Regions from separate parts of the Homo sapiens genome. Here region 2 is linked to region 1. Evidence: read pairs that join two places in POLR2A ChIA-PET (ENCODE). Cell type or tissue: PC-9. All regions are shown on one strand. Links, peaks and the distances in the headings refer to the core of each region. The heading gives the core; the rest is flanking DNA. Region 1 overlaps MARCHF10-DT (MARCHF10 divergent transcript). Region 2 overlaps TANC2 (tetratricopeptide repeat, ankyrin repeat and coiled-coil containing 2).

Region 1 (5,390 bases), core at 182-5,181:
AGTTGAATAACGCAGATCTGCCAACTGTCCCTCATTTGGACTAACGCCTTTTTTGTTGTTTTAATTAAATTGGGGGGTAGCGGGGGAAGAACAGAAGATAAACCTCCCTCTGAATGCGCTAAAATTCCATGGATGGATAAATCCATGACCCATCCTTCTACACGGTCTTTATTAGTCTTGAGTAAATCACATAGACTCCCATAAATAGAGTCACTGAGGGAGCGGAATGTATATGTGCTGGAAAAGGCTGGGTGCCAGCAAATCTGAATGTTACAGTGAGAGTTCTAGAAACAGCGAGAGAAAAGCAGCTAGATCCCCATGCAGATAACCAGGATATAAATGGACCTTTCAATGAGCCTTGCATCACCACATATGAAGTAATAAATACACCCAAACAGAGATAAAAACAGGAAGAGCAAAATTATGCATAAATTCTGTCGTTAAGATATGTGGGCAGCATGGCCCAAAATAGAAACCAAGCAGCTTTCCAGAGACTTGAAGGTTTTAGATAAAATATAATCGCTGTAATTATCATTTAATCCTGTTCCCTCAAGCTTTTGTCAGAAACTGTTACCTACCTCTGGTTATTTGGGGACAGTGGAGCTTCTCACAGAAATATACTTGAAACTGATTGTCACAAGCACACAATCTAATTAAGTTTTTTACATGTAGAAAAACGAACTGTGGCAAAAATCAAGGTTATGTATGTGTAGGGAGAATAACTAAAATACAAATGACATGCATATTTTCTGTTCATCTCTTATATGCTTCACAAATAACTTACATTTATGTTTGCTTTATAAATACTTCCAATTAAAGGGTAAATTAGCATCAACTCTTAAATCATTATCTAAGCATTCACCTGTTATTATTAATACCTTAGATTAGTTCAAATCAAGGACTCTCACTCTATGTACTTATCCAAGGGTGTTTTCTTAAAATGAAGAATGTGGGTAAGAGTAATTTTGCTTTTTATTTGCAATATCATTTCATTGGCTAAGAGGTTGCCCCAGTGCTACAATGTAAGCTTCCGTCTCATTTTGCAGTGAATGAAAACATTTTTCCTTACATAGTTGTGTATAGCAGAACTAGTATCTATCCCATGGTGATGCTAGTAAGCCTGACTCACAACTTCAAAAAGAACTTTGAAATAAATTATATGGATCTTATGAACTGTAATAATCTTTAATTTCAACTTCATTATGAAAATTTATGGCTGGGAGTCGTGGAATCGTGCCTATACTTTGGGAGGCTGAGGTGGGTGGATCACTAGAGCCCAGGAGTTCGAAACCAGCCTGGGCAGCCTGGTGAAACCCTGTCTTAAAAAAAAAAAATACAAAAATTAGCCGGGTGTGGTGGTGCATGCCTGCAGTCTCAGCTACTCGGGAGCTGAGGTGGGAGGATCACCTGAGCTTGACTGGGAAGGTCAAGGCTGCAGAGAGCCATGATCGTGTCACTGTACTCCAGCCTGGGTGACAGAGTGAGACCCTGTCTCAAAAAAAAAAAAAAAAAATCACAAGTGCCTCACCCAAAATAAATAATAAAGTGGAAAGTGAGAAAATGAGTAACATTTAAAAGGGGAACAGAGGTGGGACTTCTGAATTACTTTTCCTTCTGGTACCAGTGTTGACTGTCATCAGTTTCACAATGTCTAAGGCAAGGTAAGGACAGGTTGAGTATCCCTTATCTGAAATGCTTGGGATCAGAAGTGTTTCGAATTTCAGATATTTTTCAGATTTGGGAATATTTCTGTATACAAAATGAGCTATCTTGAGAATAGAATTAAGTCTCAACACGAAATTCATTTATGTTTCATATACACCTTATTCACATACCCTGAAGGTAATTTTATTCAATATTTTTAATGATTCTGTTCATGGAACAATGTTTTGACTGAACCCATCACATGACGTCGAGTGTGGAACGTTCCCCTAGTGGTGTCATGCTGGCGCTCAAAAAGTTTCGGATTTTGGGCCGGGCGCGGTGGCTCACGCCTGTTATCCCAGCACTTTGGGAGGCCGAGGCGGGCGGATCACGAGGCCAGGAGATCAAGACCATCCTGGCTAACACGGTGAAAACTCATCTCTGCTAAAAATACAAAAAAATTAGCCGGGCGTGGTGGCGGGCTCCTGTAGTCCCAGCTACTGAAGAGGCTGAGGCAGGAGAATGGCGTGAACCTGGGAGGCAGAGCTTGCAGTGAACTGAGATCGTGCCACTGCCCTCCAGCCTGGGCGACAGAGCAAGACTCTGTCTCAAAAAAAGAAAAAAAAAAAAAGTTTCGGATTTTGAATTTTTGGATTAGGGATGCTCAACCTACATGATGGTATTAGGCCAACATTTTAGAAACCAGTAAAACTCGATATTGAATATGATGAAGTCATATTCCTTGGTGGTGTATGTCTGTAATCCCAGCTACTCGGGAGGCTGAAATGGGAGGATGGCTTGAGCCCAGGAGGTCAAGGCTATAGTGATCTGTGTGTCACTGCCCTTCAGCCTGGGCAACAGAGCGAGACCATCTGAAAAAAAAAAAAGTCTTGGACTTATCTAAAAGATGTATTCTGAAGCCTCACAAGCAGAATATAGCTCACGAGTGGGTTTTATTTGACTCTTACAGTGTTTTTCTAAAAATCAAACTAGTTGCCAACATTCACAAAACAGGGTTTTTCACAAAAACCAAAACAAACAAAAACCCAAATTTGCGACTTCTTTGAGAAATTGGAAGGACTGGACTTGCATTGCATCCTCCCCGCATAGCTAGGAGGAGCTTGGGCCAGAGCCCCCACCTAACCCACACTACTCACATGCATTACCTGCTCTGAACTCAGATATATCTGAGTGTGAGACCCTGTTAATGGGTCACTCTGGCTTAGGCTGTGCATCAATGAGACTCATCAGACTCAAGTGTTTGCTTCTTTGGGGCCCCTCCCTGTACCCTCTAATTAAACTCTATATTCAGTATAGGGTGTCAGGTCCCAGTTGGGTCTAAAATGGGAGGCATTTACAGCCATGGTCCCGGACCAGAATCACTTCAATGTTTTCACTGATCTGAAGATTTTCTTGGCAAGTAAGGGTTCAGAGAAGTTTGTTGAAGTTTGTGTCTAAGCTAGGTTAAGCGGAGGAATGTGTCTCAATTCAAAATGAGAGCAACTCTGGGGTTAAGCAAGAGAATGACCCATGATGAAGGTATTATGGAAATGTCCTCTGTGTGAGCTGGGTAGAGAAGAATATCCGGATTCCGGGCTTCACTCTGCCTCTAACAAGCTGTAAGATGAGTCACTGACCTCAGTTAGCCCCTGTCTCTTCACCTATAAAACAAAAGGGATGTTTCTGCATTTAGAGCCCAGCCCCTACGTTAGAATCACCTAGGGGACGTCTAAAAATGTTGATACTTAGACCCCTCCCTAGGCCAGTTGAATCTGATTCCTTGCAATGAGGGTCCAGGACACAGTTAACAAGATCTCCAAGGTCCCTTCCCATCCTCTAATTCTGTGGTCTCAGTGGCTTGGGAGCAGATGCCAGAATAGCCATTAACTCTGTTAATTTCTCCTGTATGTCAGATTGCCAGCAAAGAACATTCATTTCTCACACACACACACACACACAAACACACACACACACACACACATATAGAGGTGTGGTCATTGTTTTTCATTTTCTTTCTTTTTCTTTTTAATTTTTGAGACAATGTTTTACTCTGTTGTCCTGGCTGGAGTATAGTGGCGCAATCAGAGCTCACTGCAGCCTCACCCTCTCAGACTCAAGCTATCCTCCCGTCTCAGCCTCCCAAGTAGCTGGAACCATCTCTACTAAAAGTACAAAAATTAGCTGGGCATGGTAGCACACACCTGTAATCCCAGCTACTTGAGAGGCTGAGGCAGGAGAATTGCTTTAGCCTGGGAGGTAGAGGTTGCAGTGAGCTGAGATCGTGCCACTGCACTCCAGCCTGGGTGGCAAGACTCTGTCTCAAAAAAAAAAAAAAAAAGTGTTGGCCGGGCGTGGTGGCTCAAGCCTGTAATCCTAGCACTTTGGGAGGCCAGGACAGGTGGATTGCCCAAGCTCAGGAGTTCGAGACCAGCCTGGGCAACATGGTGAAACTCTGTCTCTACTAAAATACAAAAAATCAGCCGGGCATGGTAGCGGGTGCCTGTAATCCCAGCTACTTGGGAGGCTGAGGTAGAATTGCTTGAACCCAGGAGGCAGAGGTTGCAGTGAGCCAAGATCATGCCACTGCACTCCAACCTGGGTGACAGAGCAAGACTCTGTCTCCATTAAAAAAAAAAAAATGTTTTAATTAGCTGAGCAAGGTGGCATGCACCTGTAGTCCAGAGGCTGAGGCAGGAGGACTGCTTGATCCTAGGAGTCCCAGACCAGCCTGGGCAACCTAGCGAGACCCCATCTCTACAATAAATAAAAATAAAAATAAATCACTGGGTGTGGTGGTGCACAGGCCTGTAGTCCCAACTATTCAAGAGGCTAAGGTGGGAGGATGGCTTGAGCCCAGGAGTTCAAGGTTGACTGAGCCATGATTGCATCACAGTACTCTAGCCTGGGCAACAGAGTGAGGCTCTGATTCTAAAAATAAAAAATATTCATTACATGTTGAAACGACAATGTTTCAATTTAGTGGGTTTAGTAAAATATGTTATTAAAATGAATTTCACCCATTTCCTTTTACTTTTCTGAATATTATTCCTAGGAAATTTGAAATTACTTATATGACTCATATTTCTATTAGATAGTGCTAAAAGGTGTCCACTTTCTGAACCTCTTTTTTTTTTTTTTGAGACAGAGTCTTGCTCTGTCACCCAGGCTGGAGTGCAGTGGTGTAATCTCGGCTCACCGTGAGCTCTGCTTCCTGGGTGATTCAAGTGATTCTCATGCCTTCCAAGTAGCTGGAATTACAGGCGAGCACCACCCCATGCCCAGCTAATTTTTGTACTTTTGGTAGATACAGGGTGTCGCCATGTTGGCCAGGCTGGCCTTGAATTCCCGACTTCAAGTGATCTGCCTGCCTTGGCCTCCCAAAGTGCTGGGGTTACAGGCATAAGCCTCTGTGCCTGGCCTCTGAACCTTTAATTGAAGACTGTAGTTTGTTGTTCGCTTGTTTGTTTGTTTTTTTAGACAGCTTCTCATAATGAACTAAGTTGAAGGTCTGAAAAACATCCAATTGCCAGTCTTTACTGCACAGGGCACTGACTGTAACTATACAACCCTGATGGTTGGGGAAACAAATGTGGTACTTTCTGTGAATATGACAATTTTGTACACTGAAATATGGTCCATGGGAGAATCCTAGTGGAACGCTATGACTGGGAATAAGGTGGAGGTTCCTGGTCAGTTCCCCCTGCTTTCTATCTCACATTAGAGGTAGAATTTCAATGTATGTGCCA
Region 2 (5,390 bases), core at 168-5,167, 420 kb before region 1:
TACTCTACCACTTCAGAGTAAATCAGAGTGCCCTGCACATGATACTCAATGTAGAACTAAATTCCAGACTGGTCCTACTTAGATTTCATAATCCGTTTGGCACGATCCTCCTCCTCCTCACTGTTTTGCTTTCTTAATGCTTAACAGATATCACTAAAATAATATGCTTAGCTTCAACAACGTTTCTATTATCTTCCTTCAGATATTCATGATCCCCCTTTTCCTTTTTTCCATAGCATACACCACCTTCTAGCATAGTATATAAATTACTTATAAATTACCAGCCTGGGTAACATTACTTACTAACATTACTTTTCCCAGCAATAATGTAAACTACATGAGAATGGGAATCTTTGTTTTGTTTATTAATGATGATACTTAAGTGCTTTGAACAGTGCCTGGCATATAGTACCTGCTCAATAAATACTTGTCTAATGAACGAATAACCATTATTATATGCACATTTCATGTTTCAGCTACATTTAACAATGAGCAAACAACAACTTAACTTTTGTCTTACTGGGTTATTTTGAAGGAGTTGGCTATAGCAACAATGCCTTGTACATCATCATCTCATACAAACACCAATGACGGCTCTATAGGGACACATACGTTCCTACCTTATAGCGCTAGTCTTACTACGCAATTGTACTGCAAAAATTTTTGAGATAGTTCTGTCAGATTAAATTAACATTATATTGGGAAGATATTAGGTTGGAGGATTGCTTGAGCCCAGGGATCGAGACCAATCTGGGCAACACTGTGAGACCCTGCCTCATTCATTCATTCATAAATAAATAAATAAATAAATAAATACTATAATATTTAACTAACACTTTCCAGATACAAGTATAAGACATAATCAGGTGAGTTCAGATGAATGGAGAAAGCAGAAAAACAAATCTATAACAAAATTTTTATGTAAAGAGAAAAAGCTTTAAAAAGTAAATCCACAAAGTTTGTCATTTAAAAGACTTGTTTTGAGAAGGAACAGGGAAAAGAAAAAAAGAACAGCTTTTTTTTAGATTTCATCAGGTTGTAACAGCTGAGGACAACTCAGCATTTAACTGACATGCATTTTTGAAGTTAAAATAATTTAAATACACTACAAGTGGGCAGAAGAAATCTAACAGACATTTGGTATACAACATTTTAGAGATAACTCTATACTGAGTTTGGAAGACAGTTTGAATTGTTTCTTCTTATATCAGTTGCCACTAATGCAAACAGATTATAGTAGTAAAATTGTCACTCTAGCTGACTTGAGCAAGGAACCTGGAATGACACTGTATGTTTGCTCCTGCCTGGGCAAGAAGCCATTCTGCTGTCCTTATACCCTTGATACATAAAGCCAACGTTCTGACTGCTGAAAAGCCCATTTTTGATTTTTGCAAAATCTCTATTAAAAGTTTCTGATTGGGTTTGCTTAAATCCCCCTAGATTCCCGTTCTGTATTTACCTGATTCTTAAGATCCTTTTCTTAGGAAAACATGAAGCTCCAAGCATTAACATGTAGATGGCCAGAGTTTATATTTTAGCTGACTTCTGTTGTTTGTATGTTTCCTTGATAGACCTCTCATTCTCACACAAAGCACTGACGACAGCTGTTGCAAGCAAACATTTCCTGCTTCCCACATCCCTCTAATTCACTGCCAATCTCATTTTTGGACATCAAGGATGACCGTAGACTGCCTACTCTGATAATTTCTGCCATGCAACCACAAGTCCACAAGAGTCTTCTACTTCCTTCCAACACACAGGCTTAAAAACAAATATGCAATAGCAATTTACATTTTGAAAACAAAACACATTGTTAAATCTTTTTAATATTTTAGAATTTTAATTTAAAGGTGTATGAACAGCTAAGTTTATATTCAGAAAACTGAGCTACTCCAGAAAATTCCGAGCCTTAATATTGCAGACTGCCAAAACTCAACTTTAATCACTTTATCATTTGAGTTAAAAGTTTTCATGTTTTCAGCAAACAGTACTATCCTCATATGTGGAACATGGAGTGTTAATTGTTTTATCTATTTTAACTATGAACTTCACTAGTTGGAGTCTTTATGTTTTTAAAAGTATGCAGCTGAATCTATTTGACCAACGTATTAGTCAAACTTCTATTTTAATACTGTAAATAAAATACACGATTTTAAAAATTTTCACTATATATATTTCTTCCATTTATGTCATATGTAAGTTAAAAGCTTAGAAAAATATTTTTAAAAATAATTCACCATAAATATTTGCATACATGCTGACTCCATTCTCCCCACAAAAGTGTCACAAAAGCCACAAGTCATTTCTGTTCTTTTTAAAATCAAGAATCTTGGCATTATGGAACAATATATATAGTTTTATTCATTACAGTTCAATCCAGTAGCAGCCTCAAGGATTTTAAATAATCCCCTAAAAATTTCCTGGTCATGCCAGAAGATGTGGTCCTAAAAAGATGCTAAGGAGCTTAGGCAATAGAAGGTGATCCTCTTCCCAAATTGGGGAGAAATCTGTATCATGGCAAGGACCATTTAAACAATTATTAACCCAGGTTTTTAAAAGTTACTCAAATGATATTTTTCACATTATTATTCAACATCATTTGGTCTCTAAAATAAATAATTATATTAGTCACACAGAAATTAAGTTTAAAAAAGATGAGAAGTTTAAAAGTTGGATCTGAATAAGGCTTTTTATTACTGGCATTCATCATTCCCATCCCCATCCTGCCCTTGACGTTCAGATGCTTAGAACAATTTAATAAGTGTGAATATACTTTTTTTTCCTATTTCAAGCTCACTTCATATTTGAAATCCTCAATTATTCCTGTTCACCAGAGATTTAGCATCGGAGTCTCCCCAGTTTAGGGAACCACTTCTATGTACCCATTAGAAAGGAAAGGAAAGTATGTGTATCTAGAGCTAAATGAAAAGAGCAGACCCTCCTGAGACGAGAAAATTTAATTTAAAAATGGTTTAGATACGTAATCATTTAAGCTACCAGAGGTTGTGGTTTTATCAAATATTTACATACATTATACATTTAGCAGGGCAATTCCCTGTGAAAGTAATTTTATTTCTCTACGTTCTGGAAAAATTTTCAATCTACAATCTACTAAGTGTTGAAAATAACTGAGTCATTTGGTTTATAGCTTCCTTTTCTGCCTCTTTCTGAGCATCCTGAAACCATGGTTTCCAGATACAAAAAACAACCTAATACAAACTATTCCCTGACATATGACTTGCCCTGTAGGCCAAAGTAGGTCTGTTTGTATTATGTTCAACACTGACAAGAAATAATTTTCTGATGAAGTATTTTGTTCAACACAGTCAATATGTACTACTCCAGTAGCATATAATCTTGTTCTCCAGGACAGAGCTATCTGATCTCTGATGGTATATTTACCTTTTACCCTTCCTTTAAGGATGAGTGATAAGTACTGCTTAAGAATCTAAAGCACTCTGCTAGCCAGAAAGACTAACATTATGGGAAGACAATTGTGGTAAATAAAAAAATCATTCACAATTAAGGTCTAGTCTACAGATGTAACAATTAAGGTCTAGTCTACAGATGTAACAATTTAGGATGATGTAATTGTTTCTATTTTTTTTTTAACATGAGTAGGGGAAGAGGAGGGACAAGAGGGAAAAAATATTAAGTATTTCAGGAAGTATTTTCCAATACTTGAGTTAAAACAAACCCCAATGTCGTAAAGAAATCAGTTTTATAATACATGATATAAACAGTATGTTTTCTATTAAAAAGATAAAGAGGAAAGTGACATGAAAAACATGGTCTATCAGAAAAAAAATTGACAAATTGACCTCACCAAAATTTGACATTTTTATATTTCCTAATATACCAGTAAGAAAACAAAAAGACAAGCAACAGACTGAAGTATTTGCAAATACATGTCTGATGTGACTTGTATCCAGAATATACAACAAGTTCGTACAAATCCAAAGAAAATAACCCAATATGAAAATGTGCTAAAGTTTGAATAGATATTTCACTAAAGAATAAATGAATAGATAACAATACACAAAATAAGCTCAACATTAGCAGTCATTAGGAAAATGCAAATTAAAACCTCATGAGATATCATTTCACACCAGCTAAAGGTAAGACAGTAACAAAGGAGATGTAGAGAAACAGGAATCCTTGTACACTGCCGGTGGGAATGCAAAACAGTACAGCTACTTTTAGAAAAACATTTTTGCATTTCTTAAAAAGTTAAATATAAGCTTACCATAAGATTCAGCAATTCTACTCCTAGGTATCTATCTATCCAAGAGAAATGAAAACATATGTCTACCCAAACACTTGCAAACAAATGTTCACAGCAGCACTATTCACAATAGACCAAAATTGGAAACAATGTCTATCAAATGGTAAATGAATAGACATAATATGGTACAGTCATACAGTGGAATCCTACTTGAAATAAAAAGGAAGAAACTACTGATATATATACGTCATAAACCTCAAAAACATTATGCTGAGTGAAAGAAGCCAGATACAAGAGACGACATACCATATGACTCCATTTATGTGACATTTCCAGAAAATACAAATATATAGACTCTGTCAATTAGTGGTTGCCTGGGAACTGGGAGAGGGAATGGGATTAATGTTAAATAGATGCAGAAATCTTTCTGAGGTAATGAAAATGTCCTAAAGCTGATTCATGGTGAGGGTTACACAACTTGCTACATTTACTAAACATTACTGAATTGTACACTTGAAATGGGTGAATTTTATAATATATAAAATAAGACTCAATATACTTGTTTTTAAAAAAATTTTTTTAAAAATCCACACACAGACTGCTGCTTTAGAAAAAAAAACAAAAAAAAAAGTTCTGGCCAGTTTGGGTACTCATCTTAGGTTTATATACTCAATAAAATGAAACATTTTAAATAAATTATCTATTTGTTGTAGTTATTAGGTTTTATTAAGCAACACTAAAATAGATAATTCAGACAAAGATCTTGTTATGTTTCCTAGGACTGCTATTTCTATACCAAAGAAAAGAGAAAATCCTTCTGCAGAGACAACAGGCCTACATACATATAATTTTTTTTTTTTTTTTGAGACAGCGTCTCACTCTGTATCCCAGGCTGGAGTGCACTGGTGCAATCTTGGCTCACTGCAACCTCCGCCTCCCAGGTTCAAGCAATTCATGTGCCTCAGTCTCCTGAGCAGCTGGGATTACAGGTGCACGCTACCATGCACAGGTAATTTTTTTTTTTTTTTTTTGATAAGGAGTCCCGCCTTGTTGCCCAGGCTGGAGTGCAGTGGCACGATCTCAGCTCACTGCAACCTCCACCTCCCGGGTTCAAGGGATTCTCTGTGCCTCAGCCTCCCGAGTAGCTGGGATTACAGGCCCCTGC

What was found. Peaks named below come from ENCODE experiments on the same cell type or tissue, not always from the same donor. Only the 100,000 strongest peaks of a DNase experiment are listed, where the experiment ranks them.
Region 2: POLR2A ChIA-PET joins it to region 1 with 11 read pairs; 2 of 35 experiments call an interaction of 5 or more read pairs at or near these places.

Annotation. Positions count from the first base shown.
Region 1 is chr17:62,822,825-62,828,214 of GRCh38, reverse strand. All of the region lies in intron 1 of MARCHF10-DT (MARCHF10 divergent transcript), which reads right to left. Among named protein-coding and RNA genes, the nearest start is that of MARCHF10-DT, 17 kb to the right of the region's middle. RefSeq lists an enhancer at 2,334-3,070. In PC-9, for the core only: no CTCF peak of the experiment used is centred there; DNase peaks (open chromatin) are centred at 3,244 and 4,834; H3K4me3 peaks cover 489 bases; H3K27ac peaks cover 4,416 bases.
Region 2 is chr17:63,245,709-63,251,098 of GRCh38, reverse strand. All of the region lies in intron 8 of TANC2 (tetratricopeptide repeat, ankyrin repeat and coiled-coil containing 2), which reads right to left. Among named protein-coding and RNA genes, the nearest start is that of CYB561, 200 kb to the left of the region's middle. In PC-9, for the core only: no CTCF peak of the experiment used is centred there; no DNase peak of the experiment used is centred there.